Regions from separate parts of the Homo sapiens genome. Here region 1 is linked to region 2. A link is an interaction called in ENCODE POLR2A ChIA-PET data of the cell type or tissue named here. Cell type or tissue: Caco-2. All regions are shown on one strand.

The links. ChIA-PET counts read pairs that join two places held together with the same protein. Peaks named below come from ENCODE experiments on the same cell type or tissue, not always from the same donor. Only the 100,000 strongest peaks of a DNase experiment are listed, where the experiment ranks them.
Region 1: POLR2A ChIA-PET joins it to region 2 with 5 read pairs; 5 of 35 experiments call an interaction of 5 or more read pairs at or near these places.

What each region holds. Positions count from the first base shown.
Region 1 is chr3:186,893,343-186,897,342 of GRCh38, reverse strand. No RefSeq gene overlaps it. Among named protein-coding and RNA genes, the nearest start is that of ADIPOQ-AS1, 34 kb to the right of the region's middle. RefSeq lists enhancers at 1-455, 2,018-2,538, 3,580-4,000. In Caco-2, no CTCF peak of the experiment used is centred here; no DNase peak of the experiment used is centred here.
Region 2 is chr3:187,071,100-187,075,099 of GRCh38, reverse strand. ST6GAL1 (ST6 beta-galactoside alpha-2,6-sialyltransferase 1) reads right to left here. Exons shown (of 8, transcript NM_173216.2): 6 at 2,153-2,251; 7 at 767-941. Among named protein-coding and RNA genes, the nearest start is that of RPL39L, 66 kb to the left of the region's middle. RefSeq lists an enhancer at 2,033-2,992. In Caco-2, no CTCF peak of the experiment used is centred here; a DNase peak (open chromatin) is centred at 2,355.

The sequences.
Region 1 (4,000 bases), 180 kb after region 2:
AGAAAAATCCTGGGAACTTCATACATGGTTTGTTCCAGTACCTTATCAGTTAACTGGGCTCCTATGAAATGCTGAGGATCTGCTTACACAGGTTAACTCCTTGAGGAAGGGGGTTGGGTATGGAGCACTTAATGTCTTGTAAATCAAAAGGTCAAATGGAGTTTATCCGGCTTTCCCAGCCAGGGAGAGTCTATTCATATGGGAAACATGGCTGGGAATTAAGGAGACAAAAAAAGGGAAAATTTAAAGTAGCGAGCTAGAGTAAAAAACAAGGTTAGGCATTGCACACCTCTGCTATCTTCCCGCCTCCACTGCTCCCAACCCAATAGTCTGCCCCTCTGCTGAGTGGCCTGGCCCAGAGCACAGCCCTCCAGTGTGAAATGCGGCAGACCATGTCCTCAGGATACTCTGCTGTCTGCCTTTGCCATCTCCATCACTCTACCAGCCTCCATTCTCCCCAGACTTGGGATGTGGTGGGGGGTGTTTGTGGTGGTTGGTAGGGCATCAGGGCTGCTCTGCTAACTCTTAAAAAGCCCCAGGAAGGTGGTTGTGCCTAAGTTGGCAGCGCTCTTTAGTAGGGAGAGTACTGTTGCCTACTGTTTTCAGCTGTTGGCTCTGGTGCGTGCAGTAACAGGAAAAGCCCCCCTCAGACCATTAAGTGGCAATGGTGAGAAATGGGAAAGGGGCTGACTGAGTCCAGAGCTGCAAGAGATAAGCTTACAGCAAACCAAGGCCAGATCTCAAGGCAATGATAATTCAAGTTAAGTCATTTGGGCCTGATCCTGAGGTTTAAGGGGAGTCTTTGAAAGGTTTTATGGAAGAGAATGACATAATCAGATATGGGTTTCAGAAAGATCAGTCTGGTGAAAGACAAGAAGAATTAGAAGACTACAAAATGATTCAGGAGAAATACGGTAAGGGCCTACATCGGGATATGATGGGGAACAGAACAGAATCACAGTTAAGATGCACATTGCCTTTGACAGGCCCCCTGGAGCTGAGCACCACCGGCCCTTCTGTGTACAGCACTGTGCTTTGCCCACCAGCTAGAACATCTCTTCCTCAAACGGGGCCCCAGAGCTGATGTGGGTTAGACTTGGCCAGAGAGACCTCTTCTTTCTATATCTGCAGCTGGGCCTACTCTCTATCGCCTAACCCACTGTCACAGGGTGGGTTTTCCAGCAGACATTAAAAAGGAGTTTGGGGATACAATATGCTTATTAAGGATCAGCACCTCTGAAAGGAAAGGGAAGAAGCAGGATCAGGCCCAGGAACAAGTTGAACTGTGATGCGGGCCTGACAAAATGCTCAGGAGCCCCTAGTAGAGGTGGGGAGTGAGGATTGCTTGTCAGCATCTAAGATTAGGTCCCCACTTCATTCGGCAACCAGATGCAGGCTGCCCCAGGAGGGGGCATGACTGTGTGTGGGGCCACTTTACAGCTGAGGCAGAGCACAAATCAACTGAGTCCTGGAGACCCTGCAGCTGAGCCCTGGAGTCCCTGCAGCTGGGTGGCAAGCCCTCCCTTCTAGGGGAATACAGACAAGGCATCTTACTTCTGTCCTGCTCTCGCCTCTGGGCCTCTGGTCAGGCCTGCTCCCCGAGCCTGCCTCACCCACCTCTGCAGCACCTACGGCTCAGGGAGCTTTGCCAGAAGGGCTTTGGAGAAGGAAGCAGGAAGAACCTTAGTCTTTGGAAATGCTATTTATCTGTAATTGTAATCCCAGGCATCCATAATTAGGAGGGTAAGTTTACTTCTGAAGAAATTGTGTCATGCCTTCCCTGCTAAAACATACTTGGGGATTTCCTGCTCTTATAGATTGTATCTGACTCCCTTTCTGCATCAAATAACGTAAAATCAAGAATGCTAATCCTCAAGACTTGGGCCTACTTAATTGCAACAGGAACACGCCCTTAAGACACAGATCACTCAGGCTTTTGTTTGTGGCTTAAGAATGCCTTTAAGCAGTTTTCCGCCCTGGGTGGGCCAGGTGTTCCTTGCCCTCATTCCCGTAAACCTGCAACCTTCCAGCTTGGGTGTTATGGCCATTATGGACATGTTGCGTTTTATTTATGACCAGTTTTGGGGCCAGTTTATGGCCAGATTTTGGGGGGCTTGCTCCCAACACCTGACCTAGAACCAGATTCTTGAAGAAGTGTCTAGGTTGGGCGCGGTAACTCACGCCTGTAATCCCAGCACTTTGGGAGGCTGAGATGGGCGGATCACCTGAGGTCAGGAGTTCGAGACCAGCCTGGCTAACATGGTGAAACACCATCACTACTAAAAATACAAAAATTACCCGGGCACGGCAGCGGGTGCCTGTAATTCCAGCTACTTCGGAGGCTGAGGCAGGAGAATCGCTTGAACCTGGGAGGCGGAGGTTGCGGTGAGCTGAGATCGTGCCATTGCACTCCAGCCTGGGCAATGAGTGAAACTCCATCTCAAAAAAAAAAATCTGATTCTGCCATGAACTTTATCTGAGATGAGCACAGCTCTTAGTTAGCCACCCCAGTCATTAAATTCCTCTGAAAAGGAGAAAGCAGTTTTTATTTTTAGAAAGGTGGCTAGGCAGGCAGTTAGAGGCTGAGACAGACGAGGATGAAGGGACAGAGGATCTTCCCAAACGGTAGTTTCTGACCTCAGTGTGTAATAGAAAGGCATAAATTGTGGTCCGGTGACAGGGTTCACGCCTGTAATCCCAGCACTTTGCGATACCAAGGCGGGTGGATCACTTGAGGCCAGGAGTTAAAGACCAGCCTGGCCAACAGGGCGAAACTCCATCTCTACTGAAAATACAAAACTTAGCTGGGCTTGGTGGCACACTCCTGTGGTCCCAGCTACTTGGGAGGCTGAGGCAGAAGAATCGCTTGAACCCGAGAGGAGGAGGTTGCAGTGAGCCAAGATTGAGCCATTGCACTCCAGCCTGGGGGACAAGAGCAAGACTCTGCCTCAAAAAAAAAAAAAAAATGAAGAAGACATTATAGGATACAGACACACACAGAGGGAAGACCATGTGAAGATACCATGTGAAGATACAGGGAGAAGACAGTCATCAACATGCCAAGGAAAGAGACCTCAGAAGAAACCAACCAACCCTGCTGACAACTCAGTCTCAAATTTCTTTCATCCAGAATTGTGAGAAATAAATTTCTCTTCTTGAAGGGGTGGGTTGCCCCTCCACACCTGTGGGTGTTTCTCGTAAGGTGGAACGAGAGACTTGGAAAAGAAAAAGACACAGAGACAAAGTATAGAGAAAGAAATAAGGGGGCCCAGGGAACCAGCGTTCAGCATATGGAGGATCCCGCCAGCCTCTGAGTTCCCTTAGTATTTATTGATCATTCGTGGGTGTTTCTCCGAGAGGGGGATGTGTCAGGGTCACAAGACAATAGTGGGGAGAGGGTTAGCAGACAAACACGTGAACAAAGGTCTTTGCATCATAGACAAGGTAAAGGATTAAGTGCTGTGCTTTAGATATGCATACACATAAACATCTCAATGCTTTACAAAGCAGTATTGCTGCCCGCATGTCCCACCTCCAGCCCTAAGGCGGTTTTTCCCTATCTCAGTAGATAGAACGTACAATCGGGTTTTATACCAAGACATTCCATTGCCCAGGGACAGGCAGGAGACAGATGCCTTCCTCTTGTCTCAACTGCAAGAGGCATGCCTTCTTCTTATACTAATCCTCCTCAGCACAGACCCTTTACGGGTGTCAGGCTGGGGGATGGTCAGGTCTTTCCCTTCCCACGAGGCCATATTTCAGACTATCACATGGGGAGAAACCTTGGACAATACCTGGCTTTCCTAGGCAGAGGTCCCTGCGGCCTTCGGCAGTTTTTGTGTCCCTGGGTACTTGAGATTAGGGAGTGGTGATGACTCTTAAGGAGCATGCTGCCTTCAAGCATCTGTTTAACAAAGCACATCTTGCACCGCCCTTAATCCATTTAACTCTGAGTTGACACAGCACATGTTTCAGAGAGCACGGGGTTGGGGGTAAGGTT
Region 2 (4,000 bases):
GCATGAAACAGTGTTGGGGAGGGAAGACTTTTCTTCCCTTAGCTGGGCAAAGGGACAGCTGGAACAGGAGCACTCCACAGTCTGAATGATGAGATGTAGAGAAAATCCAAGAAGGGGGCCCCTGGCCAGCATTGTTCCAATAAACTCTGCACAGCACTGTTACTGATCCTATCTTTATTTAAATACTTGATATTTCACTCATCATAATTTTTACATTAATTGTGTTTTCTGAAGATACTGTAGTGAAATATTATTTATCTTGATGACTGAGTTTTTAAGGGGTACGCCCTTAAATTGTACACCTGAGAAAAGTGCCTTGCTCCCCTCGTCTGAGGTGCAGCCCCGCTCCTCATTTTCCCACCTCCCTCCCCTGTTCATAGCTTCCCTTCCCTCCATCTTCCTCTGCCAAATTCTCCCCTCTCCAAAGCCTACCGAACACTACTTCCTCCATGAGGCTATAAGCAACTGTCCAGCTAGAAGGTGTCCTCTCTCCTATGACACCAGGTTGTCTCTCCCTTCTGGCACAAATTGAATATTGCCTCAGACATCTGATTGACCTCCCCAATAGATGCCCTCAGGAAAAAGGATTCTATCTGATTTCCCTCTGTATTTTAGATAGAACTTGGCATGGTCTACAAGCAGAGCAGAATCCTAGCAATTGTTTAGTGAACAAATGAACAAACGAATGACTGAATGAGACCCCAGAAAAAAAGCTCATCTCTTCTAGAAACAAACATGCAAGGTCTTTTCCCCGACATGAACTCACCAAGCATCCCAGAGGATGGGGGGTTTGGCTGAATCTCTTCTGGGGAGATTTCTTGAAGAATGTCCCATAGCTCCCAAGGCATCTGGGGCTTGAGGATGTAAAAGGGCTGATTGGGGTGCAGCTTACGATAAGTCTTGTAGTTGTTAAAGAAATTATAATCCGGATTCTGGTACCACTGAAAAAGAAAGAAGTGGTCCTCTCAAGGGAGAAATGGGCCAGTGAGCTGCTCCCCCCAGGAGTCATCTTCATCAGTGGACATGGGGAGGGGAAAGGATCAACAAGTGTTGCTCCTGAGGCACAGCCCTTTTCTTGCAGCAGACTACAGGTTTCTCTTCCAGCCGCAGGTTTCACTGGATAGCAGGGTGGGGCCTAGCCTATAGCCTGTGCTTTGGGGGAGAGTTGAGCTTGGCGACCCAAGATCAGCTTCAGGCTTCAGGATCAGAGTCCGGGAACACTCTCAGAGCTGAAAAGAGCCCCACGTACCATCTGGCCCCATCTCTCATTTTTAAAGGGGAGAAAACTAGAGCATAGGACATCTATGGGTTCAGAGTCCTTGTCCTGACCTAGGCAAATTTGAGTTCTAAGTGAGATCAGTGCAAAACTGTTGAAAGTCAGATAGTGAGGGTGCCAGGGGTCGCCAGAGCCTGTCAGGCATTGGTAGATCCAACTTAAGAGTTAAGTGTCCCAAGATTAGTGCTCTCTGCCCTTCTCAGGCCATGCTCCTGAGGCCACAGCAGCCTGCATCAGGGAGAGGTCAACTGACATGCATTAACAGTGAGAGGACTATTCCAGAGAGGTTAGAATCCAGCAGGCCTGCCACTCATGTCTCCTTCCCCGGAAAGAGCTGCTGTTGCAGATCTGCGCCTTCTGCTTAGTAAATCAAGTCCTGGAATGGGGGACTTTCATTCTCCACATTTCAATTTCCCCATCTGTAAAATGGGAACAACCACACTTCCATCTATCTCCTTAAATTGTTATGAGAGTGAAATGGGAAGAATTCTGGATATTGGAAGTGTGAAATAAAAGTGTGCTAATATTATTTACAGGAGTAACGGCAACTACTCTCGAGTTCTGCTGATGCTCATCACGAATAATTGCATTAATGAACAATCTACCCCAGATGCTGGGAACTCCAGCCACTATCCCAGTAAATACTATAACTGGGAGACAATACCTGGCAGTGCTGGCACGGCAAAGAGAGTAGCTGGTATAGGACAGGAATACTTCTGAATCTGCTAGTCCAGATGAAATGGGGTACCCTAAAACTCAAATACCCAGCCTTTAGGAATAGCCAATGTCAGCCATGACTTTAAAAACCTAGGAAATCAGGAAAATCTGTAGACAGACAGGAAACTCAACCCCTATTTCCCACGGACACCCACTTACCTTTGGGATATCTGAGTGGTATACAGATGGGTCCCATACAATTAGGATTCCTTCATTGTACAAACTGTCTTTGAGGAAGCGCTTCTCTGTGGTAACCAACTGCAGGAAGAAAGAGATAAGCTGTCGCTTGAACATTCATATGCAAATGTTTGACATGAAGTAATAGCTGACATAGCACAAGGTACAGCCTGAGGCCCCAGAGCCCCATGAGGCTTCTAAGTTCTGGTGCAGCACTTAACTTCGGTGAAAGAAAGGTAAAGATACCAGCCTGCACTGTGTTGACCTGAAAGGACATTTATCACAAGCCACTAGCCATAGAATAGAAAGGGTTCCATCCAGTCAGGCTTTGAGATTACGGGGGCAAGGGTACAGTGAAAATAGCACGGCATCCCAGCCTCCTGGAGTCACAGCTTGTGTGGTGGTCACAAGAGTGGAGTCTGAAGTCAGGGACTCATATAATCAAAATTATCTCTGGAATCCTTTCAATCACCTAGAGAGTCCAGTACACTACATACACATCCTGATGGAGACTGACATAGGCTCTCTCACGAAGTCCAACACAGCCAACACAGTCCAACACAGCCAACACAGTCCAACACATCTGTTCCAACACGGAACAGATGGCTGTGCTTGTGGTTGAGCACCAGATGAAATATTCAGTTTGTGTGCAGAGGCCAGAGTGCATGCAAAAATGCACACCTCCCAACAGGAGACCCTCACCGGGCTGGTGAGAAGCTCATGTGTGCCTCTGCTGGCTGAGGGAACCAGCAATGGCTGGTTATGGCCTCTCCCCACCACACTGGCTCCTGGGCTGGCCTGCACATGGGTAGTTATACCTGCCTTAAACATGAGTGTGACAACCTTGCTTGAAGAATTCTGCAAAATGTATTAAGAGCATTTTTTTTAAAGCACATTTATACTCTTTGACTCAATACTTCCATGTTTAGGAATCTATCCTAAGAAAAAATTCAAATTCTGGGGGAAAATAATGCATGTAAATGTTAATTATTTATCAAAATAAAGAAAAGTATTTGCAAAAGATACTGGTCTTGGATACAAAAGGATCCAGGATCAACTCTTGGCTTTGCCACTAACTTTCCTATGATCTTGAGCAAATAAGAGTAATCTTACTAGGCCCTCATTTTCTTTTTCTTTTTTTTTTTTTTTTTTTGAGGCGGAGTCTCAAAAAAAGGCGACACAGCCTGTGTCGCCCAGGCTGGAGTGCAGTGGCGTGATCTCGGCTCACTGCAGGCTCCGCCTCCCGGGTTCACGCCATTCTCCTGCCTCAGCCTCCAAGCAGTTGGGACTACAGACGCCCGCCACCACGCCCGGCTAATTTTTTGGGGGTTTTTTTGTATTTTTAGTAGAGACGGGGTTTCACCTTGTTAGCCAGGATGGTCTCGATCTCCTGACCTCGTGATCCGCCCACCTCAGCCTCCCAAAGTGCTGGGATTACAGGCATGAGCCACCGCGCCCGGCCGGCCCTCATTTTCTGATCGGTGAAATGGGAATAACACATTTGCTCTGCTCTCTCAAATATGAGCTGTCTTGCGGATCAAATGGAGATCATGAGTGAATGAGAAAGAAAAGTAGCCCCAAAGGCTTAAGAATGAAGGGAGCCATGTCCCTCTTAAGAAAGCCAGAATTAATATATGAAATCAGCTGTCAACATTCACCTTAAAAAGCAGGCGGGAGATGATGTTGCCCAGGTAAAAATTGAGAGGAATAAATGGCAGAAATCAAATCAAGAACTGACTGAAACGAAAGCAAGAATCATGACAATAATCCCTCTCCACCTCAGTCTACATCGCCAAGGCTGAGACCTAATCAATGTCACTGCAGTATCTG